4 separate regions of the Homo sapiens genome follow, and regions 2, 3 and 4 are each linked to region 1. The links are chromatin contacts, found by Hi-C or POLR2A ChIA-PET in ENCODE. All regions are on one chromosome and are shown on one strand. Each heading gives the region's core, a stretch centred on a gene start or an enhancer-like site at or near the end of the contact. The rest is flanking DNA. Distances are from core to core; before and after follow the strand shown.

Region 1 (6,079 bases), core at 2,718-5,217:
CTGCTCTTCAGTTCAATACAATGGGATTGGATGTGGGCTTCTTAAATTCATTTTCTTTGGATTTGATTGGGCTTCTGACTCAAAAATTGTGTCCTTTATCAATTCTGAAACATTCTCAACCAATATTTCTTTTAGTGGTTCCTCCTCTTATTTATCTGCATTTCCTATTACTTTATTTTTGTTTTGTTTTGACTTTTTTTTTTTTTTTAACGGAGCCTCGCCCTGTCGCCCAGGCTGGAGGGTAGTGGCGTGATCTCAGCTCACCGCAACCTCCGCCTCCCGGGATGAAGCAATTCTCTGCCTCAGCCTCCCGAGTAGCTGGAATTACAGGCACCCACCACCATGCCTGGCTAATTTTTGTGTTTTTAGTAGAGACGGGGTTTAACCATCTTTGCCAGGCTGGTCTTGAACTCCTGACCTCGTGATCCACCCGCCTCAGCCTCCCAAAGTGCTGAGATTACAGGTGTGAGCCACCGTGCCAGCCTGTTTTGATTTTTTGAGATGGAGTCTCGCTCTGTTGCCCAGGCTGGAGAGCAGTGGCATGATCCTGGCTCACTACAACCTCTGCCTTCCAGGTTCAAGGGATTCTCCTGCCTCAGCCTCTTGAGTAGCTGGAATTACAGGCTTGCACCACCGTGCCCAGCTAATTTTTTTGTATTTTTAGTAGAGATAGGGTTTCACCATGTTGGCGAGGCTAGTCTTGAACTCCTGACCTTAAGTGATCCACCCACCTCAGCTTCCCAAAGTGCTAGAATTACAGGCATGAGCCATTGCACCGGGCCTGCATTTCCTATTTCTTGCATATCAATTCAACATACATTAAAGCTGTTCATTCTTTCCTACACGTTTCCTAACTCCTCTTGAATATTTTCCATTTCTTTGTCTCCATGTATTAGGCATAATTTCTTCTGATAGAGCTTCTCACTTACTAAGTTTCTCTTCAGTTGTGTCTAATCTATTTAATCTCTCTTTTGAGTTCATTTTTGATTACTGCATTTTTCACTTGTAAAAGTCCTCTTTATTTTTGATGTTCTTGGTTATTTCTGAAAGCCTCTTATTCCTTGGTCGTTCTTTTGACACCTTCTTTTGCTTCTTGAAAATCCAAACTGAAACTGTTCATAAAACCCACGGCTTTTATTGTTTTATTCACAGACTCAGGAAAGGCCTGTGATTTTCAGAAAGGATGGGGATTGTTTTAAATTTTGACATGAGATTGATAACCTTCAAAATGAGCTTGCTTAAAAACGTTGAGAAATAATCCAAGAGTGCTTCCTGAGGCTCACACACCCAACCTTCCAGTGCCTGTGCCCCTCCAGATCCAGGGTACAAAGCACCTGCTCAGGAAGAAGGATTGCTGCACGGCTGCGGGATGCAGTGCTCTCCCCAGATGCAACGCATCATGGCCCTCAGGTGCAGAGTCATTATTACCAGTGGGTGAGACGCCAGCAGGCAGTGAAGCCGGGCACTGCTTCCCTCCCTTCCTCTCTGTCTTCACCCTCCAGGTGACCAATCTCATCCCAGTGGGCCTTTCTGGTCTCCAGGGTTTCCGGTAATGCACAGGCTCAATGTCAGTAGAGGGTCTGACCTTTGTAACTTTGAGATAACATGGTGACATGGACTCTCCGTGGTGACCCAAGTAGAGCGGAGTCTCTGTAGGAAAAGGAAATCCTGTGGGTTTGTGAGCTGCATCAACCCAGTGGCTACGTTCAAAGGGTTAAGTTCTGTTTTCAGCTGTATCTACAGTGTTTGAAAAAACAACCGAACAAAACCCTATTTGCGAGATCCCACAGAAATGTGATTTCTTGTTAAACCAACATAAATTAAGACAGAAGTTACAGATCTTTCTAAAAACATCTAGAAAGCAAGCACACGGGCCGCAGCAGAAGCTTGGTCTGCTGTTGGTGATTCGGGGCTGTTGAAGAGTCAAGGGCAGCTTGCATCAAGACTAGAGACGCCCTGCTGCCTGCAGAGCAGAGGGCAGGCAGAAGATAGTCCATGAGGCGGAGGGTGGCAGAAGCTCCCAGGCAGCCAGCACGACCCTCTGCGTGCCGCCTCAAAGACGGCAGGAACTGTGAGACAGCCACACCCACTGCTGCTGGCTGTGCTGGAGAAGGAGGGTCCCTCGCAGCAAACAGGAAACTTTCCTGAGCATTCTGCTTTCATTCAGCTGTCACCTACTGGGCACCTCCTGAGGTTCTGTGATATGGGGGGCAACAGGGCCACCACCAGGCACAGCCCAGGGAGGTTGCAATAAGCCACCAGAGCATGGATGGGGAGTAGTAGAGAGACTTAAGCTCCGGCCTACCAGGCTCAGTTTCAATATCACTGATATAATTCATATTTTATTGATTTATCTTTTTCCTCTCTGTTTCCTCCACTAGACTGTCAGCTCCACAAAGGTGAGATTTTCATCAGTTTTGTTCACCATGGTATCCCTATAATGCCTAGAGCAGGGTTTGGCACCTAGGGGGCGCTCAAACAAACATTGCTGAAAGAATAAACAAATGGACCAAAAATACTTTTAGAATCATTTCATTGATTCCGACCCGTCTGTGCCAGTGTGTTAAATTCGTCGCCATGCCATCACATAGTGAGACCTGACCCCGAGCCGCCATTACTCTGTCCTGACTCCTGGCTGTAGAGGCCCCACGGTGCCTGCGGAGAAGCACTTGTCAGCCACGAGCCACAGAAGACAGGGGTCCTGGGCAAGCTGGAGTGACAAGCTGCACACAGTGTGATGCAATCTACCCCAGACGGGCTCCTGGAACAGGCCTGGCCCGTCTGCCCAGCCTGCTCCCTCCCTCCCAGAGGGACGGGCCTCAGCCTGGGCTGGAAGCACCCCAGCCTCTCTGACCCAGTCTGCTGACCCGGCCCCTGGGCATGGCACACCACAGGCACCTCGGGGGAGCTCCCTCTACCTGCACAGCCCAGAACCCTCCCTGGCACCGTGGCTGGCCCACCTCATTTCTCTGCCTGCCTCTCTCTGGGTGTGGGTATCCTGTGGTGCCCCTCCTCAAGAAAAAACCTGCCACGCTGGAGTTGCCTGGGTCTAGATTCCAAGATGGAGCATTACAAGATGGCTTTCAAGTTCTAGAAACACAGTTCTGGGGCCAAGGCACACTATCACAGAGGATGCGTCCAAGCCTTCTGACTTTGAGAGGGACATTTATAAAGTACCGTGCAGTCAGTGGAAAGAAGCTAGATATGATGATGTGTCCAGTCTCCTTGAAAGCAGAGGCATCCAGGCTCCCCACTTTTCTTTGAGGATTCCAGCTGGTGCTTTATAAAATACAGTAGAGTGGATTTACACAGACTCCAGGGCCCCAGAAGTGGTTCTACTGTTTCTTTCCTGCATGTCCTTGAGCCAGGGACTCACCTGCAGGTGAGTCTGTGTGCCTTAACCTCCTCATCCATTGTAGAGGTTACAAATGCCTTTCAACAGCTTCACTTAGGTGCCATAAGGGTGGAATTTACAATCCTCATTTGACAAATGAGGAACCCAAGGCTCACAGAGGTCAGGCGGCCTTCCCTGAATCCCACAGCACCAGGATCAGGCAGAGCTGGGCCCACTGCAGGATGCAATTCCACCTGGGTGCTAGAAAAGTAGCTTTCCCTTTGGAATGATAGGATCGAGGTGAGCAGCAAGGGGCTCCCAGAGGAGACGAGCCAGAAAAATGCAGCCAGAAAGCACACTTGTGCACCCAAACACCAGGACCACACACTCACAGCCCCAAGCCCACACCCATGTGCACAGCCTGAGCCTGTCTGCTGGGTCGGTGACTTCTGGGGCTCCACGCTCCACACCTCCCCATATCTACAAGGGTCTTGCATGTCAAAGGCGTAAAGAGGAGAGTCTTAGAATTGTGTGGCTTGCGGTGACACAGTGTTCAAAGCTGCATTCTTCTTTGTCCAAAAAATACACTTAATAAAGAAAGCAGAAGTGTGTGGTGACTCACAGAACCCTGAAATAATGCTCTCCACGGTCCTTCCCTCTTCAAGAGTCAAGAAAAATATTCTCAAAGGTGGCAGTTTCCACTTATGAGATTTACACATGAACGGCCATCCTTTGTCCCTGTGAAACAAAGTGTACATCCTGGCTTAGGTAGGCACGTGGGAAGTCGGCCTCACTCTAACTGTGCTGCGTCATTGGCCTGCGTGCAGACAAGGGACCGGCTCAGAGGCTGCCTTCAGGTTACGGAGCGGAGCCACGTGGCAAGCTAGTGTCAGTGCTTGGGTTTAGAGCTGCACCTGATCACAGCTTAAAATCCTGCCGGTGGCAGGACAAGGGAACAAGGTCAGTGAGAATCCCGCTCCCAGATAACACAGGAGAGAGAGACCTCGGCGACCTCCCAGTTCAGGGCTCTGGGGCCTGAAGCACGTGTTTCATAAAAGGCAGATTCCTGCCTCCCACCCCGAGGGATGCTGGTTCACGAGATCCGGGATGGAGCCCAAGAATCCTCCTGAAATTCAGAAAATGATGCGAATAATAAACCCAATCATTCTAAAACACAAGCAGCACAGCCCTCACGGCCTCCACCGTGAGCTCTGCTCTGCTCTAACTTGTTAAACCCTCGCAACACCCAGAGGAGGTGGGCACTGTCATGTGGTAGCACCATTATTACTATTTTAGCAACCACTCCCCTCCCCTGTGCTGAAGGAGGCCATCCAGAGTCATGTGCAGAAATGCTAATCTCGTCCTCTCTTGCCTTCTAATGAGGACAGTGATGGGTTTGCTCAAGGTCAGGCTGAATGGCAGAGGGGCTCTTGGGGCCTCTCAACTCCAATTTTTCTGCTCATTCCGCTTCCCAGGGACCTGCCTTTGTCTGCCTTGCTTCGCCCTCCAGCCTCTAGGCCCAGCTCTGACCGAGGGATGTCAGGTGTGGCTGGAAGGGAAACCAGGGGCTGGGGTGGGGGTGGGAGAGACGTATTTTGCAGTGAGCCTGAAACCACAGAACTAAACAATTTCTTGTCATGCTGATGCCAACCAACGTGGGGCACGCAAATGTCGTGCCCACTCTCCCTGCAGCGGGGCAGCCCCTCACCACCCCCCCAAAAGCATTCTGTTCGGTTCCGTTGTCCCCTGCTGCCTTGCAGAGCCCCCCAGGCTGCTGAGGGTGGGGGCTGGTCTCCCTTTTGCTGCCCTCTCTCCCAAGGCAAGCAGCGCCCACCTGCCCTCTGGGCATCCTCCCCGGCTCTTGCTCTGGGGTGGGTTTTCTGTTTTCCACCCAGCACAGTGCTCTGGGCCTCAGGTCTTGTACCCAGAGGGCCAGGACATGGATAGGGCCCTAGGGCTGGCCGATGCCACACGGTGGATGCCAAGACCACAGAGCTACCCTGTGCCTCATCCTCAGCCTCATACACTGGTGAGGGAAGGGCTGCATGACCTTCCTCAAGAACATCTCAAAACCTGGGGTGGCCCCATTGTTTTCTTGGAGAGCCTGTCTCCCTGTATATAAACCTGCCCTACTGGACAGACGTAGAAAACGCAATTGAACAGATACACTCTGGGAGGCCCGGGCCCCTCCTGGCCCCTCCCAACGGGGGCCCTTTTACCCTCTCCCATGGCAGGAGGCAGGGCAATTTGAGGGATGAGCAGGGAGGCTCACAGCCTCCCCTGGCTCTACTCCATCTGCTCTGAAGCTGAGCAGTGGGGACAGTGGTCAAGGAGGCACCTGGGGCAAATTGCAGCCCCCTTCCCACCCACCAGGTGCCCAAAAGAGAGACAGGAATAATTCCAGTACCTCTGCCACAGGGTTGCTGAGAGGCATACATAAGATAATACTTTAAAACTTGTAAGAGCAGGCTCAGCAAACATCCTGCTACCTGGGGCTCACGGCATCCTGTGGACCATCCCCCAACCGCCTGACACACTGCTTCCCTAGAGCTGAGGTTGAGTCCACACTGGGCCCCAGCTGGGGCCAGGCCTTCTGGCTGCCACCGAGCCTCCTCCCAGATCTCCCACTGGACTCCCAGGCATCAAACGATGGCGTGCCTGGGCGCCCAATCCACCAGCCCCCTGTTGCCCGAGGATCCTCCCATTAGCCACAGCCAGGGTTCTGGGAGAATGCCACCACCAGTG
Region 2 (5,794 bases), core at 471-2,970, 160 kb before region 1:
TCTTGTTTTTAAGACACACTGAAATGAGAACATGCCAGGAGGCACCTTTAAAGAAGATGGCCACATTTGAAACATACAGATTATTTATAGAAGAAAAACTCAAAGAGCTGAAAGAAAATCTGGTTGTCAACAGACAGTTGCTTTTTCTATGTTTTTTTTCTATAGTTCATTTTGGTTTTTGTGTGGGTGGCTCATGTGAGCTCAAAGGTTATTTGCTAAATGTTTTGTGAGATTAGAACATGTCCTTTAAAACCTAAATTTAAATGTATGTTTACTGCAAACATATTTAACTTTACAATATGTGGTATGGAATAATATTTTTAAATACAAAATTATATCTAGAGTGTGTATGATAAATCAAGAGTTCCTATACTTTTATTTTTATTCACCGTTTGGAAGGTCTTATTCTCCATCCTGTTCCCAGTGGAAAACTCACAAATACAGTATACTTGGTGCAAATAATTTCTTTTTTTACTTTTGGTGTTACTTTTGCCCATCAATTTTGGTACTAATGTAACCATATTTTGAAACTACTTAGATATTAGAAGTTAAATGAACAGGGGCTGTAGACCAGATCTCTGCAGTCCATCATACAATGTACAATTTTTTGATCACAGAGTGGGAAACAAAGGAGCGAAAACACATTTAAAAAGTGGGAAACACATTTAAAAAGTGGGAAGGGCTTATTTTATTTTTTATTTTATTTTGCTTCTTTAGAAATGCTGAGCTCCCAGATTCAGCTCCAACGAGCACTGGGAGCCCTGCAACATGGGCAGATGGTAGCAGCCTGCTGGGATTTGAGTCTTCCTTCTGCCTCTTTTAACTGTGTGACCTTAGACAACTCATTAACCTCTCTGTGCCTCGGTTTCCTCAGATGAAAGTTGAGAAGGCAGTGGTTCCTTCCTCACTGCCTAGTGGGGGATTAGAGTTGCTCTGTCCCTAATATTTTGCACAGGGCCTGATAGGCTGAGCCCTCACTGAATGTTGGCTCCCTTTGCTCCATACGGTCCTAGGGCTTCCACCCATGTTATTTCATTTAATCCTCACAGAAACTCTGTGAAATAGAAAAAAACAAGAAGCATTGTTCGGAGGCAAATCCAGTAAGAGTAGTAGGAAGCAGTACGTGCTAACTTTACCATAAATAAATGCACAAAGAAAGACTTTCAAAAACTCAAGAACACCAGAACCCCCATTCTCTGGGATTCATCTGTGGGAAAGAAACCTCTTAAAGAGTGCGGTGGATGGGGTTGAGGAGCTCCACTGTCTGTCTGGGGAAAGCTGTAGGGTTAACTGGCCCCGGGGCAAAGTCATAACGCCACAGCTTATTAGCGTGTGACCCCAAGCAGTTGTTCACCCCTCTGAGCCTCAGTTTCCTCAGTGGGCTTTGCAAGGTTGTTGTGGAGATTAAACAAATTACAAGGGCCAAGCATTTAGCGAGTCTTTGGCAAAGAGAATATTTTCTATAGATGGAGATGGCTGTGATGGCTGTGATTATTACACAGATGGCTGTGTGTTGGCCATTAGACTGGGCTCAAAGGGTGGCATTTCATTAGCATCTAGGTCAAGTACAGCCACTAACTTCTGTTCTTGAGAGTCCTCCATAAAACACACATCATTCGGGTGTCAGACTTTGCTTTTGCCTTTCTTCCCCCTCTCCCCAGGGCAACAGAGTCTTCAGGTCACTGGTGATAAAAAACCACCTCAGAATTTCTCACTTCCTTCAAAGGAGAGTGAGTCAGTGAAGTCTCTAAAGACAGCTTTCTTCAGGGACAAGCTCCCAAGTTCAGGGGTGTGACAGCACTTCTTCAGAAAACAGCATTTGGGGTCTTCTTAGGGCCCAGCTGACCCAAACCTGAAGTTCAACTACATGGCTTGGGGAGATGGAGAAGCTTGGGGAGGGAACCCCAGCATGAAGACCGACGGGCACAACCTGCAGGATGTCAGAGGAGAGCTTTTCACAGAGCTACTAGCATGTTGGGCAGTCTGTGTTCTTAAACCTTCTCTTCCCATGTCTCTTGGCCAATGTGCCATGAAATTAAAATCCACTTTGGCAAAGTGGCATGCTCTGCCAGATTTTTACATACTACGATGCTTCCATCCAGTCAAATTTCCTTCTCATCTTTTTTGTCTAAGAGCCCTCCTTGATGTGAGCACAAGGGACCTCCATGCTCCTACTTCTGCTGGTCTCCATTTCACCAGGCGCCTCCCTCCGACTTCCAATTGGCCACAAGCTTCGTCGCTCTCTCTCAAAGCAATTTTGTGTGTGAGTATAGTCAGAAGGTGAGTTCTCACTTTCGTGTCCCTCCATATTCTGCCAGCTCCTGGATTTCCAGACCTCAAGCATCAGAGACCCAGTGTCCCTGGACTCCCTCGACTCCCCAGGCTGCTCCCAGCCATCACACACTCTCTGAAATGGTGACCCTCAACTCCCAGGTTCACCTTTTTCCCAAAGGCACTGCTCATAGGCCTAGGATTTGGCCGTGTGACTGAAGTAGAGAAAACAAAGCCAGGGGACATTCCTTCTCTTCCCCAATGTTGGGACCTCCAAGATGCTGGGTCTACTGGGATTTGGCAGTGAATTCCATCTGCCTATTCTTGGTGCAACAGACCTTCTCACTGGTTTCCACTGCCCACACATTTAACGGGTGCTAGACAAAGACAGGGGCCAGAAGCAGGGGCAGTGGCACCCAGGGCTCCTTCCCTCCCTACCTCCCTCCCTTCCTCCCTCCCTCAGGCCACTTGTGTGGGGCCACATGAGACTTCTCTAAAGTTAGACACACCAGCAGATGGGTACTGGGGGAGAGGAAGGCACACAGGTGTCACAGCCAACTAGCACCTCTGGTCCTCCCACTCTTCCCCTCCCCTCCAGGCCTCCACCTCCAGTAGTAACAGAAAAACACTGCAGAAACCCAACAGTCAAAGAATGAGAAGTGTTGTCTTACAACTTCTGGTTCTACCCCAAGTCGGGTTTGTCCTTCATGATCTTGGATTTAGTTGAGTGAAAAGGGGAAAGTACCTAGATTCACACAGGACTACTGGCTGATGTTGTGGCATTTTGTTTATCTGAGCTTGCATAATGTAATGCACATTTGAGGAGGCGGTAGGGATATTCCCGTAATTTCCTAGAGGATGAATGTCAAAGCTAAAGCTAAACCAAGGTGAATGTAGTTTATATAAAGAATAGCCCCACTAACAACTGAGAGGAAAATGCTGATCCCGGGAAGAATACTGCAACAAGCACTAATGGATAACATACAGAAATAATGCTTTAATAATGCATGCGATCATGTTTTTATTAACAAAGAAAGTCTTGTTTCAAAACAAATACATCCTTGAGAGGAGTCTGAAATTAATCCCCAATAGGCAGAAATCCACATTATTATATATTCTAATTATAATTACAACCTGCTCTTAATATGAACATTCTAAATTATTAGTCACTTTATTAAGAACCAGAAAGAGGACTTCCTGCTGCATAATGAGAAGTACTCACAAGCTTCGAGAATGAGAAAAGCAAGAGACAATTCTGCACAGAGCTGGAAAGTAGTGGATGTAATTTATTTAATAAAAGTGCCTCCTTTCTCCTTTTTTGTTTAGGAATTGGTACACCCTTAGGGGTTCAGACAGCACCAAGGCTTCAGAGCTGCACTTTCTAGGGCAAGACAAAAATGTGTATCACAGAAAAATAACGATTTATCATTGTAACAGTTACATCCCACTACGGAAACCACCAGAGACTGCTTAACATTTTTATTTCAAACACGGTTTTCCCTAGTTTTCAGGTGACAAACGGAGACAGATGCCAGAAGGTGTTTTTCCATTTGTTCCTAATAAAAATGGCTAAATTCTGAGTTCATTGTCATCTGGGGTGACATTAAGACTGTGCTTTAGGCCGGGGACGGTGGCTCACGCCTGTAATCCCAGCACTTTGGGAGGCCGAGGTGGGCAGATCACGAGGTCAGGAGATTGAGACCACCCTGGCAAACACAGTGAAACCCCGTCTCTACTAAAATACAAAAAATTAGCTGGGTGTGGTGGCGGGCACCTGTAGTCCCCAGAGTAGTGAGCAGAGATCATGCCACTACACTCCAGCCTGGGCGACAGAGCGAGACTCCGTCAAAAAAAAAAAAAAAGACTGTGCTTTAACAGACTGATCCTTCTCTTCCTTCCTATGCATTCTTCCTTCAAAAGGCTCCAAAGGCAACATCTGGGTCTGGTCACTGAAGACAGATGGGCTCCTTCTACTTCTTCTCCCATCCCCTGGAGGCCTCTGCCAGAGGGTAACATGCTATTTGAATGTAATGATACGCTGGTGAAATTTTACTGGCTAGTGTTATGTTTAGTGCATCCTTATCTTTAGGACCCGTTCTGTACAGACCTCCTCATTACAGATGGATTTCTCGATTTCAAAACATTCCTGGGCTTTCTAAATGCTGTCATTGAACTAATTCTTATGATTTTTCTTCCATTACTTTCTTTATACTTCCAAGTCCTCTTTATCTGACATTGAACCTGAAGCCAGTTTCCTGAAAATAATCACTTGTGCTACTGTGGTTATGAACCAATAAAAGGTTCAGGGTTGATTTGGATTTATTTTGTACTGTGCCATCATCAAATCCTTGATATTTTCTCCGGGTGTGAAGACCTCATACACTCAGACTTAACCTGTTTCATTTTCCTCTTTTTCTTCCCTTTAAGGAACAAGGTCGAAAATGTTCTACTTTGGTTATAAGAACTAAGGTTTTCCTAGAGTAGTGATTAGCAGTAATAAAAAGGTTTTATTAAACATTAACAAAGAGCCAGATGCAAAGGCAAGAGCTTTGGAGCGTTGTCTCATTTAATATTTCCAACAGCCCCACGAGGTAAATATCATGCTCTCTACATTTTATAAATGAGGAAGAAACTGAAGCTCAGAGAGGGTTTGTAACTCACTCACAGTCACACAGCTGGTAGAGGTAAAGCCGGGATCTGAACCTGGTGACCTGACTCCAGAGCCCCCATCCTCAGTCCTCACTAAGCTCCACTGTGCTCTCAGCAAGCAGGCTGTGCAGCCCAAGGCTCAACTGTCATGTTTCTAAGGTGAAATGAATTGTGCAGTGATTCTTTGACTTCCCCCTTCCTTTTCAAACTTGATCACATTTCTGAATGCTTAGAAGTTTTGCACCAGGAGTCCATATAGTCCATCCTCATGTCCCAGGAAGGGCGATATCTGTGGTCAGTACATAGGGGCCCAGAGGGAGGAGCCAGGGCCACACCACCCCTGAGAGTGAAGCCAGTACAAGTCTACCTACAGTGAATGAGAAGGCCCAAGACACAGTCGCCTTCAATCAGGGTGTCTCAAGTACTGTTTCATACCCCAGATATGTTTCAACCCGATCGGCAAATCTGAAGAAATAACCCACCAACAGAAGAAGGGTGGTTTACATAAATTTCTTAAAGGAATGAGGTTGATGCTGAGTGTATGGAGATAGTCCAGGGAAGTAGACACACTGTGGGCTCTAGGGTCTGGAGCAGGTCACAGGGGACACTCAGATCTCCAGCCAGGCCTGAGGACACGAGCTGTCTTGATAGTGTGACTTCCTGCAACCTCCTAATTATAACTGAATTCTATCTGAAGATATGCTCGTAGAACAGATAGGGCATGTACTGATGACTTGGTGGCTGGATTTTCTTTCTGATGAATAAACTGGCATTTAGATTTAAATATGACTCATTTTTGAGTTCAATTAAGATAAGTCAGTTTCTCTGAGCCTGATACACTGTGGGTGGGCAATACATTAAAAATGTTGAGTCT
Region 3 (5,759 bases), core at 2,633-5,132, 180 kb before region 1:
TTGCTTTCAACCTATCTATATCACCCTATACACAGCATATAATTGGTTCATGTTTTTTAATCCACTCTGACCATCTGTCTTTAAATTTTTGCCTTTACATTATTCAAAATTAATATAATTATTAATATATTAAGTTTCAGACTGTCTTTTTATTTCTTGTTTTCTGTTTGTTCTCCTTGTTTTCTCATTTCTTTTTTTTCTTCCTTGGCTTACCATGCATGACTTGGGCATTTTTTAGAGTTTTATTTTGATTTATACATGGTGCTTTGGGGTGCATCTCTCTGAGTAGTTTTTTAGTAGTTACTCCAGGTATTACATTTTGTATATATAACTTTTCATGGTCTACGTGCATCAACAGTTTGAAGTGTGGAAAGTTTACCATCCTTTACATCCTATTGCCCTCCCTTGTTTATAATAGTCTAAAATGTTTTCTCTACATCTATTTAGAATCACATCAGTGTTATAATTTTCACTTCAATTATCAAACATAATTGAGAAAATTCAAAAGGAGAAGGAGAGCTAATTGAATTTACCATCTTTGTTTACCGAATTCTTTCTTCTTTCCTGATGATTCTTGATTCCTTCTTTCATCATGTCCCTTCTGTTTAGAGAACTTCTTTCCACTTTGTTAGTGTACTTATTTGGGTAATCAAGCTAATCTGAGGATAGCTTGACTTCCTCCTAATTCCTAAATGATATTTGCACTGGACATAGGTTTCTGGTTGACAGTTCCTTTTTTTCTAACACTTTAAAAATGTTGTATCACTTCTTCTGACCCCTGTGGTTTCTGATGAGAAATATGCTGTCATTTGAATTGGTTTTCTCTTTAGAGATAAAATGTTGTTTCTCTCATTGCTTTTAAGACTTTCTTTGTCTTCAGTTTTCAGAACTTTAATTAGGATGTGTCTTGGTGTGAATTTCTTTGATGTATCCTATTGGTCATTCACTTCTTGAATCCGTAGGTTTATGGGTTTTGTCAAATTGGGGGATTTTTCAATTATTATTTCTTTGAGTACTTTTTTAGCTCCATCTTCTTTTTTTATCTTTTCCTGGAACCCCAAATGATATAAATTTAGTTTTTGTTATAGTCCCACAGGTCCCTGAGGCTCTGCTCTCTTTGTTTTTCATTCCATCTTCTTTCTGTTGTACAGAGTCAGTCATTTCTATTGTATCTTCCAGTTCACTTATTCTTTCCTCTGTTCTCTCCATTCTGCTGTTGAGCCCATCTACTGAGATTCTTATTTCAGTTGTTATATTTTTCAGTTCTAACATTTCCATTTGGTTGTTTATATTTACTGTTTCTTTGCTGAGATGATTTTATTGGTGATTTTTTATTGTTTCACTTGTTTCAAGTATGTTCACTATTACTCATTGAAGCATTTTTATAATAACTGCTTTAAAACCTTTTCCAGATAATTTTAGCATCACTGTCATCTTGATATTAGTGTCTACCGATGGCTTTTTTCATTCAGTTTGATATTTTCTGGTTCTTGGTATTGTGAGTGATTTTTTGATTGAAAACTATGCATTTTGGTATTCTATGATGAAATTCTGGATCTTATTTAAACCTTGTCTTAGGTAACATCCTGTGATGCTGCACCATCAGGGGAGGGTGATACACTGCAACCTCTGTGACCACCAAGGTTGGGAGATGCTCCTCGTTGCTGCTGGGGTGGGGTGCTGGCTCCCACTAGGCCCCTGCTGATCCCACTCTGGTTGGGAAGGGTAGAGGTCCCTAATTTCTGCTCCCCAGATGGTCTCCACTGACGCTACCAGGGGGTGGCCTCATTACTATTGGAGCCAGTGGTTAAAGTCTTGACTCTCCCCATTTGGCCTTCTCTGACACCACCGCAGTGGGGAGGGGGCAGACTGACCTATTATTGCTGGGTAGAGGAAGAAGTCCAGGCTCCCCAGATGGTCTCCAGTGTCACTGTAGTGAGGCAGGAGGGGAAGGGAGGCCTCATTACTGCCAAGTGGAGATGAAAACCCCAGCTCCCTACTAGGCCTCCTCTGACAACCATAGTGGTGAGGTTGCATTGCCTCATTGTAGTCTCGTGAGTGTGGAGTCTGCACTCCCCACTGGGCCTTTCCTGGCATGGGTGAAGGTGGGACCACATATTTTTCTGTGCTGCCTGGCAGGAGGAGTCTTCTGTTTCCCCTACCCCTTCCCCTCTTCCTCCTCCTTCTTCTCTTTCTCCTACTCTTTCTTCTCCTCATTTTTTTCTCCTCCTCTCCTCCTTATCCTCCTCCTCATTTACCTCCTCTTCTTCTCCTCTTCTTCCTTTCTCTCTTCCTCTTCCTTCTCCTCCTCCTCCTTCTTCTACCCCTTCTTCTCTCTTTTTTTTTTTTCCTTTGTGTGCGTTAGCTTTTTCCAGGTTGCCAGCTTCTTCAGCTCTAACTCTGGAATGTATGAGGCACAAACAAAATTCAGGGAGTTCCTGCTGTGTCATTCTTTGGGTCTTGAGGTTCCTAGCTTGGTCTACTTTCTAGTTCTTACCTTTCAGAATCTTTTATGTTTGTTTTAAACGTAATGTCCAGTGTTTTTAGTTGGACTTAGCAGAAGGAATAGGGATGAGTATGTCTCCAGCATCTTCCTGGGAAAAATGTGCATTTTTGAAATATATATTGTATGGTTGGGTGTTATTTTTCATCCAATCTGAGAGCCTTCCACTTTTAATAGAAGGTTTGTCTCACTTATGTAATAAATCTTAATCCTGATATTGAATGTTATGTTTTGTGTACTTTCAAAATGTAACACATTAATCAATTATCAATAGGCTGTTATTAGCTGCCCTTTCCATCAGGCAAGGTTTTCAGGAACACACCAAGTTGCCTTGTTCCCATCCCAATTCCAGTTTTTTACTATTATTATTATTTTATAGAGACAGAGTCTTGCTGTATTGCCCAGGCTAGAGTACAGTGGTTCAATCATACCTTAATGTAACCTCAAATTTCTAGGTTCAGGTGATTCCCCAGCCTCAACCTCCTGAATAACTGGAACTACAGGCATGTACCACCTTGCCTGGCTAATTTACTTTTTAGAATTTTTTGTAGAGATCTATGTTGCCCAGGCTGGTCTTGAACTCCTGGCCTCAAGTGATCCTTCTTCCTCAGCCTCCCAAAGTGCTGGGATTATAGGCATGAGACACTGCCCTGGCTCATCCTGTCATTTTTACAGTTCTAGAAGAGATAAAGGTGGAAAGATTTTCCCAAAGATGAAAACATTCCATCAGGAGACCCAAGAAGAGGAAGTGATTGGTTGACTGGGGCCTTCATGGTGGCCATTTTTCTGACATTTCATCCAGAACTAATTCCCTCCCTCCTTTTTTTATCCTTCCCTTCCTTGCTTCTTGTGTACTGGGCATTTTCCTGGGTTCTGGGAGAGGAAGGGAGCAGATCAAACCAGTATTTTTCTTTTTCCCCATCTCAAAGTTTTTATCTATGGTGCTTTGTGGGTTTCTTTTTTTCCAATAGACTTTTGAACATTGTGAAATTAGCCAAAAAGAAAGCAGCTAAAATTTAGTAAGGGCAAGAGGAAGAGTTAAGCAGGTGCAGAGAGCAGAAATCTTCAAGTCTCTTAACGTTTCCAGTTTTTAATCAGGGTGCAAATGTGGTTGGTTGACGGCAGGGAGCTGCTTCAGTGTGACTGCTAGGCTTTGCTGCCTTCGTCAATCCATCCAGCGTGACTTCCCATATAACTTTAGTGTTTACATCCCCCTCACTGTGTGCTGAAAAGTCTGGGATCCCCCTAGACACCTGGTAATTCTGTTAATGTCTGCTAGTCTGGATCCATATCTCAGAAGCTCCCTGATGGAATTTCTCCGTGCTCTTGGCAAGTCACAAAAGAGATGTCTCCTGGGAACTTTAGCATCTTGATCTCTATTTAAATGGTGAAATGATAAGTCTTGGCCAGGCCCTGTTCTCTCCTCCCACTAACTTTAGTCTCCGAGAGCCAAATTTTGCTCTCAGTTTCCTATATATGACTTCTACCAAATCCTTCTAATTTTCTTTTGTCTCTAGTGATTTCCTCTCCTGCTGTCCTGTCTTCTAAAGCAGTCTGAAATGAAATCTGCCCCCAGAGCTGTGCACAGAGGAAATGGAGAACAGATCATTCAAGAAGGAACACCCCACCCGCAAGCCGTGCTAGACTCGCATGGGTAGGCATCCCCAAAGCGTTGCACCCTCCACGCCTGGGCGGCTCGCTGCTTTTCTGAACACCAGGATTTGTACTTCCTAGCTGGTTCTCCATTTAGATACTTATTTAGATGCTTGACAATGAAGTATCAAGGAGCAGAGCAGGTGTAATGTCCTCATATACTGCTGCCATCTGTGCGCTCATATGCTCCTCTTAGGCAGTCGGGCACATGTAGAGCTTGCTTCTGATGGCATTTGGATTGGAAAGACATTGGCCCATTTCTCCTTATAGCAGAACTTTGTGGAGGAGCTAGGCGAAGTGTAAATGCACAGACAGCAGAGCAGATCTGTTTGTGGCAAGAGAGGGAACCCCTCTGCCTTCCCCCTCCTAATCCCCTACCACCCCTCTCCCTCTCTACTCCTGGCCCCTGGCCTGGACACCATGCTTTCAGAATAATTCTAGAGCAACTATTAGCTGTTGATGGCTTCTGCTGCATTCCCTCCCAGAGACACCTAACTTTGACATTAACTACTGGAAGGCCCGTAAAGTCTTCCGAGCCAAGGAAGGAATATTGAATGCTATAATTTCAAGACAGCTATAGGTCAGCTGGGGAAATGTGCACAGCAAGAATGGAAGTTTCTGGATACCCCTCCCCTGGGAAGGCAGCTGTCTGGGGCCCCTATTTTGGCAGTCAGCTCTCAAGGCATGCATCAGTGCACCTGAAACACTCTATAAATGGAAAAGTCAGAACACAACGTGTCACATCGACACCACCAGCATGCACAGTGGAACCCACACAGTTGGTTAAATTTAAATTCCTGCAGAGACATGGGGACTTAGCTCAAATATCACCTCCTCAGGGGAGTCTTCCCTAAACCCAGGTTGAGTTGAGTGCCCAACTGAGTGCTCCACTAGCTTCCCAAATTCCTTTGCTCTCGGCACTTAGCCCACTCCAAGGTGCTGAAGTGTCTGTCTCACCTATTTGTCAAGGAGCTACCTGAGGGTGAGGGCCACATTTTATGGATATTTGTGCCCTCAGTGCCTAGCACAGTGCTGGACACATAGTAGGCACTCAAAAATGTTTCCGAAGAGGGACCATGCCAGCTGCGTCCAGAAAGCCACCAAAATGACCCTTTTGCTGACTTACTATGGAGCCTGGCATACTACCATGAAATTTTTTTTTTTTTTTTTTTTGGAGACAGAGTCTTGCTCTGTCACCCAGGCTGAAGTGCAGTGGTGCGATCTCGGCTCACTGCAACCTCCGCCTCCTGGGTTAAAGCGATTCTCCTGCCTCAGCCTCCTGAGTAGCTGGGACTACAGGCATGTGCCACCACACCCGGCTAATTTTTTGTATTTTTAGTAGAGATGGGGTTTCACCGTGTTAGCCAGGATGGTCTCTATCTCCTGACCTCATGATCCACCCACCTCAGCCTCCCAAAGTGCTGGGATTACAGGCGTGAGCCACCATGCCTGGCCTAAATATATATATATTTTTTTGAGTTAAAAAGTTAGCCCTATGCCTCAAAGATCCCTTTCCAAAACTGAAGCTCATTAGGAGGGATAATTGTTACCAATAATTTGGGGGGTTGGTTTGAGCTGAGCTTTGCAGAATACTTGACATAGG
Region 4 (5,678 bases), core at 1,269-3,768, 200 kb after region 1:
AACAAGTCCTCTCCCGGCACCTGCGCAAAAAGCAATAGACACAAACCCTGAAGAGGCAGAAGAAATAAAACCTAGCGAGCTCAAGGAGGATTAGGATGCTGAAGAGCCTGACCTGATCTGTTGTGGCCTTTGTATTTCATGGTGGAAATCTCTAAGGGCAAGTGAAGGAGCCCTGAGAATATCCTCCAGGGAACAGACACCCTCTCCATAGCAGCCCCTGAGCCCACTGGGCTGAGCCCTCCATAGGCTGCTTTAATGAGGGAGGGGCTGAGGTGCCGGTCAGGCTACCACATGCAGGATTCCGAGGGCCATGCAGCGCGTTCTTGTCCGCAGTGCCACTTAAGCTCATTTGAGGGGATCCAGCCCTGCCCTCCATGTCCCCAGAAGACAACAGGGAGGGAGCTTCACCAGTTCAACATGAGCAGCCACCGGGGTTGATCATGAATCCCCGTTTCATGCCTCCTGGGAAAGGTGTGAGAAGGAGGGAGGCACCCCGAGGCTTCTTGCCACACAAGCAGCACCCGCAGCCCAGCATTGCACACCTGCGAGCACTCAGTAGGTCCTGGCATCAAGAAGGGGAAAGGCCAGGATCCAAGACCCGCTGGGATGTGCCCAGTCCCACGGACCCCCCAGCCTCCATGGAGCCCTCGGTGTCTGGGGTGGCCTCATGGCCCCGTTTCTCAAGATGAGGTTGGAGGCTTCTGTGTGTAGAGAGCACTGGCTTGGGCATCAGTGGTTCTGTGTCTGTGTCAGACACCAACAAGAAACCCTTGATATACATATTGTAGCAGGACGAGCCGCAGACAAAACTCCTGACACTGGATTAAAGAAGGAAGAAGTTTATTCGGCCGAGAGCGTTGGCAGACTCGCATCTTAAAAGCCGAGCTCCCCAAAAAAGAAATTCCTAGCCCTTTTAAGGGCTTACAACTTGAAGGGGGGGGTCCATGTGAAACGGTTGTGATAGATGGAGCAAGCGTGGGGAACGTGACTGGGGGCTACATGCATCGGCTAACAGAACAAAAAGTTTTACAGCGCTTTCTCATACAATGTCTGGAACTTACAGATAACACAAGTAGTTTTGGTCAGGGGTTAACATTATTATTATTATTTTAACCACCAAGGCCGGGTGGTGGCGCCAAGGTCGTCTAGCTATTTATCTTACTTCTGTTTCTTTCTAACTTTTTGCTGTCTCACTTTTCTCCTGTCTTATAAACTAGGGAAAAGGGGAGGTGGTGGAGAAGAAGCTGGGAGGGACAACAGGAGAAGTGGTGGTCTCATTCCATAGTATAAGCACATTTTTTCCAATAAGTCAACCTTAGCTTACTGTAACTTTTTCACTTTATAAACTTAGTATTTTAACTTTTCAAAAAACAAACAAACAAAAAACAAAAGAAACATCAGCCTATTACATATTTCCTCTTTAGACATCTGGACTCCTCTACAAAGAGGTGTCTATTTTTGATTTTATGGTGTCTAAGAACTTGGTCTCCCAGAGTGCCCTGTCCCCCAAAAGATGTTCAAAGCTGGCATTCTATAATCTACCCAAACTCTTCTGCTTTTGTGTTAATTACAGCTGGCTGCAGAGAGAGTCCAGTCCCGTGAGCCCCATCTTCCGCTTGAAGCTGTTTGACAGGTCCCCTGTGTGGCTCAGGGCCCAGCCTTTCAGATCAGTTCAATAAAACCCAGGGGTCTACTCCAAGGACACTAACCCATCACTTTCCAGTGCCTCGTATAATTACGCAGCCGACCCTAGAACGCCCTCCCCGCCTCCACGTCCCCTCTACATGAAGGCGCTAAGCCCAAAACTCCTCAGGTTTTTCCACAGGCCGTCGTCACTCCCTCTTTGCCACGGCGTTTGAGATTCTGGGCTAAGACTATTGGTTTCAGCATCTGGGATGTTTTCTCACAGCCGAGGACGCTGAATAGAAAACTGCCAGAAAGCGGGAGGGGTCCCCGGCAGCAGGTCCCGTTTTTTCTCCCCACCTGCCTCCCGGGTGCTGCGGCTTCCGCCACGACAGTCTCGACCCTGCACACGGATTTTTTTCCTCCGTTCCATGAACCAAACATAATGATTCTGGTTTACATATTTAAGCGAAGGGGAGAAGAAACGCGACTCTCAGGACCCAAGGGCTGAGGCAGGGTTTTTCTGTCTCAAAGACCTCCAGTTAAGACATTTTTCTCCTGCAAAGCCTTTCCTACAATGATGGCTTAATCGTGTAATTATGTAAACCAGTCACAACCTGGATAGCTAAAACAAAAAAACCAATTCCCTACGCCCGAGCCAAGCCTGCTCCCCCTCGCCGTGCCGCATCCCAAACACCCCGCGCTCGCTCAGCCAACGGCCAGGTTTCGGTTCAACCGAAAACCACGGGAAGTGGGAGGAGCTACTGGCTCAAGGGAGGGAGGTGGGACTTGACCTCCGAGCAACGGCCCCGGTGATTGGCCAACCTTCTGCCGCCGCCACCAATGGGCAGGCGCCCTGAAACGTTCGGCGAGCCGACTGCGGCTGCGCGGGGTATTCGAATCGGCGGCGGCTTCTAGTTTGCGGTTCAGGTTTGGCCGCTGCCGGCCAGCGTCCTCTGGCCATGGACACCCCGGAAAATGTCCTTCAGTAAGTGTCCGTCTGGTGGGGTGGGGAAGCCCAGGGGGCTGGGGCGCCTGGGGTTCGGGCCCGGCCCGCCCCAGACCTGCCTTCTTTTGCCCCCTTCGCCCCCTTCCTGGGTTTGGAATGTGTCCCACCCAGCAAGGCCGTGGGCTGCTTGAGAGCCGGGGAGGGCTCCGGCACCTTGGGTTCCGCTGAGGCCCGGCGCTTGTCCGCCCATCTGCGCCGCGGTGGCCGTTTGGAGCAATCTGGATAATTCGTTAGGCCCTCAGAGCTCTCGTTTATTCTTTGTAAGGAATCCCCTCCTGACAGTTCAACCTAACAAAAATCCTGAACCTTGTGTTTAGATTTTGTGATACGTTTTCAAAGTCACGTATTTAACAATTCGACTACAGTAGGGAACGAATTTAAAGTTGCTCTCCTATCCATAATCTCACTGCTATTTTTTAAAAGTCTTTGAATACAGGGTACTTTAAGAAAAAAAAATTGAAAAAAAATAGCTTTGCTCATTATTGAGTGATGTGTGCCAACCTGCTAACATCACTCACTTTTTACTTAAAGTTCCCACGCCTTTGTTTTATGACTTAGATGATTTACCCAGACTGTTACTTAAAGGCATTTAAAACAATTAAGTCATAGGTTCAGGAAGTAAAACTGGTCCGTTTTATCAGTTCTTTGCGATCAGAAGACCGAGATTGTTAAATGCAGTCAAAACAAAAATCCATTTGCTCTAAGACTTTTTCTGTAACCTTCAACCTAGCCAGCAAATTATTTTCTTTCAGAAGTCCCCCGCCCCTTTTTTAAAGGTAAAGCAGATATTCCTGGTCCTGTTTTGACTTACTAAAGATTAATGTGCTTTAATGAACTGGATGTTTTACTATTACAGTGCATTTAGGTCATTTTACTAGAGAAATGTGGTTGGTGTTAGAATATGAAATGTTTACCTTGGGCGAGCCTACTAGACATATTTTGGAAGAAAGGTTCTGAAATAGGGATTTGTCCCTCTGCTATAAGACATGAGAGACATTCAAACTTCAGAATTATTATTTTTTTTAGTTTTAAAAATAAGCAATGCGTTTATATGACTAAAAGAAGATTTAGAACAGTATTTACCGAGAACTCCTGTACCTGACTACTGTCCCACTCTGTCACATGTAACCGTTTTTCTAGTTTCTTTTTGGAAATATAAATATTTACATTATTATAATATATTAAATGTCTGCACGTTTGTATACATTTTTTGCCTTTACCACACATAAAATATAACAGTATATATATACGCTGCTCTTTTGCCTAACAATATCCCTGGAGATCTCTACCAATACATAAAGTTCTTTCTTATTCTTTTTTTACAGCTGTGTAATACTTCATGTACCCTAATTGATCTAAGCAGTCAACACAGGTTGTTGACAATCTGTTTCAAATAGTGGCACGGTGAAAAATCTTGTACATAACATTTTGCGGATACACATGTGTATGTGTCTTCTAGATCTGCAGAAGCGGTTTGTTGGATCAAAAGCAAATCAGTCCAGTTTTGGTAGATAATTCCCTTGGCAGGAATTGAGCACATGCCCACCTACAAGCAAGATGCGACAGAGAGCCTGTTTCTTATTGCTGCACCTACACAATCTTTTCACATGTTTTTTAGTTTTGCCAATCTGATGAGTGAAGAATTGTTTCTCAGCGAAGTGAATTTCTGTTATGAGAGACTGAACATTTTTCATGTTTGTGAGCCATGTATCTTTTTCTGTGAAATAATTTATTATGCCCTTTGCTCATTAAAAAAAAATAGGTTAATAGTTTTTTTCTCAGCTTCTAAAAGCTCATTGTTTTTCCAGTTTATCATTTCTCTTTTGACTATTTTGTGGTTTTTTTGTTTGTTTTGGTTATTTGCCATGGAGAAGTTTTTATTTATATATAGTTGTCTTTATTTAGCTTTTCTTTTGTGGCTTCTGGATTTTGAGTCATAAGAAACATTGATTTCATTCATATACCGAGGTGATAGCTAGAAGTAAATATTGCTTTTTAGGCAGGACATGGTGGCTCATGCCTGTAATTCTAACACTTTGGGAGACCAAGGTGAGAGAGTCACTTGAGGCCAGGAGTTCAAGACCAGCCTGCGAAATATAGTGATACCTCATCTCGGCAAAAAATAAAAAATTAGCCAGACATGGTGGCATGTGCCTGTAGCCTCAGCTACTCAGGAGGCTGAGGCAGGAGGATCTCTTGAACACAAGAGTTCGAGGTTACAGCGAGCCATGATTGCACTGTTGCACTCCAGCGTGGGCAACAGAGCAAGATTCCATCTCTAAAAAAATAAAAATAAAAATACATATTGCTTTTTACATCGTTTTTTCAAAAAAAAAAAAAATCTTATAGTGTCTCAGATAGAAAACCTCGGAGTCTTCCTGACTGGTTTCCCACTTCGATTCTCACCTCTACCTCCTTCACACAGAGGGACATTAAAATGCAAATTAGGTCTTGTCACCCCCACCTTTTCCTGCTCATCACACTTGAACCACACTGGCTTGCTTTCTGTTCTTGAAGTTCTCTCAGCCTTGACCATTTCCCCCTCAGATAGCTACGTGGCTGTCTGGCACTGATCACATGTCACCGCCTCTGAGAGGCAGGGCTTCCTTGACCAGCCTATCTAAAAATAGTAACTCATCACATTCTCACCCTTTCTCCTATTATATGTTATTTTGTTTGTTCTTCTGAGTACTTAATGTAACCTGACATTACTTTGCATGTTTCTTTTTGTTTAGCCCTTCTAGCTCTCCCCAAGGGGAATTTTGCTTTGCCTGGCTGCTTTTTTTCAGCTGTAGTTGAGTATATGGAAGTGGGGGATGCAGAGTTCTCTGGGAGCTCTGTGGCTGATTTCTGAGCACTGTTATCATCTGCTCTTCCTCAGGGACTTTGTTACTTTGAAGCAATGAAAACAAACTGTGTCTGGGAACTCTACTTTGTGGTACTCTGGGCTGCCTCACACCCGTTTACAATCCCTCTTTGACTCGTTCCAGCCGTGTCTCAGCCATGCTCCTGGGAAGCAAAGGCAGGTGTCTGAGTCAGTGCCATG

The links. Hi-C counts contacts between places; a loop is a spot of excess contacts on that map. ChIA-PET counts read pairs that join two places held with the same protein, here RNA polymerase II (POLR2A). Pooled maps may share reads with other maps.
Region 2: a map with no recorded cell type shows a loop between it and region 1 (4-fold over the local background). The contact joins two enhancer-like sites. A Hi-C loop is called at or near these places in 1 of 168 maps with a recorded cell type or tissue (heart right ventricle), 11 of 37 single-sample maps with no recorded cell type and 6 of 50 pooled maps. POLR2A ChIA-PET finds 5 or more read pairs at or near these places in 1 of 52 experiments (H1).
Region 3: a map with no recorded cell type shows a loop between it and region 1 (2.9-fold over the local background). The contact joins two enhancer-like sites. A Hi-C loop is called at or near these places in 1 of 168 maps with a recorded cell type or tissue (heart right ventricle), 14 of 37 single-sample maps with no recorded cell type and 12 of 50 pooled maps. POLR2A ChIA-PET finds 5 or more read pairs at or near these places in 1 of 52 experiments (H1).
Region 4: a loop to region 1 is called in a pooled map, with 4 times the contacts of the local background. The contact joins the promoter of BUB1 here to the enhancer-like site in region 1. A Hi-C loop is called at or near these places in 7 of 37 single-sample maps with no recorded cell type and 4 of 50 pooled maps. POLR2A ChIA-PET finds 5 or more read pairs at or near these places in 1 of 52 experiments (activated CD4-positive, alpha-beta T cell).

The regions. Positions count from the first base shown.
Region 1 is chr2:110,873,184-110,879,262 of GRCh38, reverse strand. The region is part of intron 10 of ACOXL (acyl-CoA oxidase like); the gene reads right to left. Among named protein-coding and RNA genes, the nearest start is that of ACOXL, 140 kb to the right of the region's middle. RefSeq lists enhancers at 1,558-2,422, 3,987-4,036, 4,589-5,212. Within about 2 kb of position 3,967, at least 3 of the 41 ENCODE cell types and tissues checked have a DNase peak (open chromatin) inside an H3K27ac peak, as active enhancers do.
Region 2 is chr2:111,033,262-111,039,055 of GRCh38, reverse strand. All of the region lies in intron 15 of ACOXL (acyl-CoA oxidase like), which reads right to left. It overlaps LOC124907866 (a long non-coding RNA gene), which reads left to right. Exons shown (of 2, transcript XR_007087182.1): 2 at 2,134-3,851. Among named protein-coding and RNA genes, the nearest start is that of ACOXL-AS1, 79 kb to the left of the region's middle. RefSeq lists enhancers at 1,546-1,775, 5,470-5,794. Within about 2 kb of position 1,720, at least 2 of the 41 ENCODE cell types and tissues checked have a DNase peak (open chromatin) inside an H3K27ac peak, as active enhancers do.
Region 3 is chr2:111,056,359-111,062,117 of GRCh38, reverse strand. All of the region lies in intron 16 of ACOXL (acyl-CoA oxidase like), which reads right to left. Among named protein-coding and RNA genes, the nearest start is that of ACOXL-AS1, 56 kb to the left of the region's middle. RefSeq lists an enhancer at 4,624-4,823. Within about 2 kb of position 3,882, at least 2 of the 41 ENCODE cell types and tissues checked have a DNase peak (open chromatin) inside an H3K27ac peak, as active enhancers do.
Region 4 is chr2:110,674,903-110,680,580 of GRCh38, reverse strand. It overlaps BUB1 (BUB1 mitotic checkpoint serine/threonine kinase), which reads left to right and starts at 2,518. Exons shown (of 25, transcript NM_004336.5): 1 at 2,518-2,611. The coding sequence starts at 2,586. LOC105373554 (a long non-coding RNA gene) reads right to left here and starts at 2,369. Exons shown (of 2, transcript XR_923189.4): 1 at 1,984-2,369. RefSeq lists enhancers at 1,499-1,588, 1,849-1,908, 1,421-2,341, 2,342-3,262, 5,334-5,553 and a silencer at 2,419-2,818.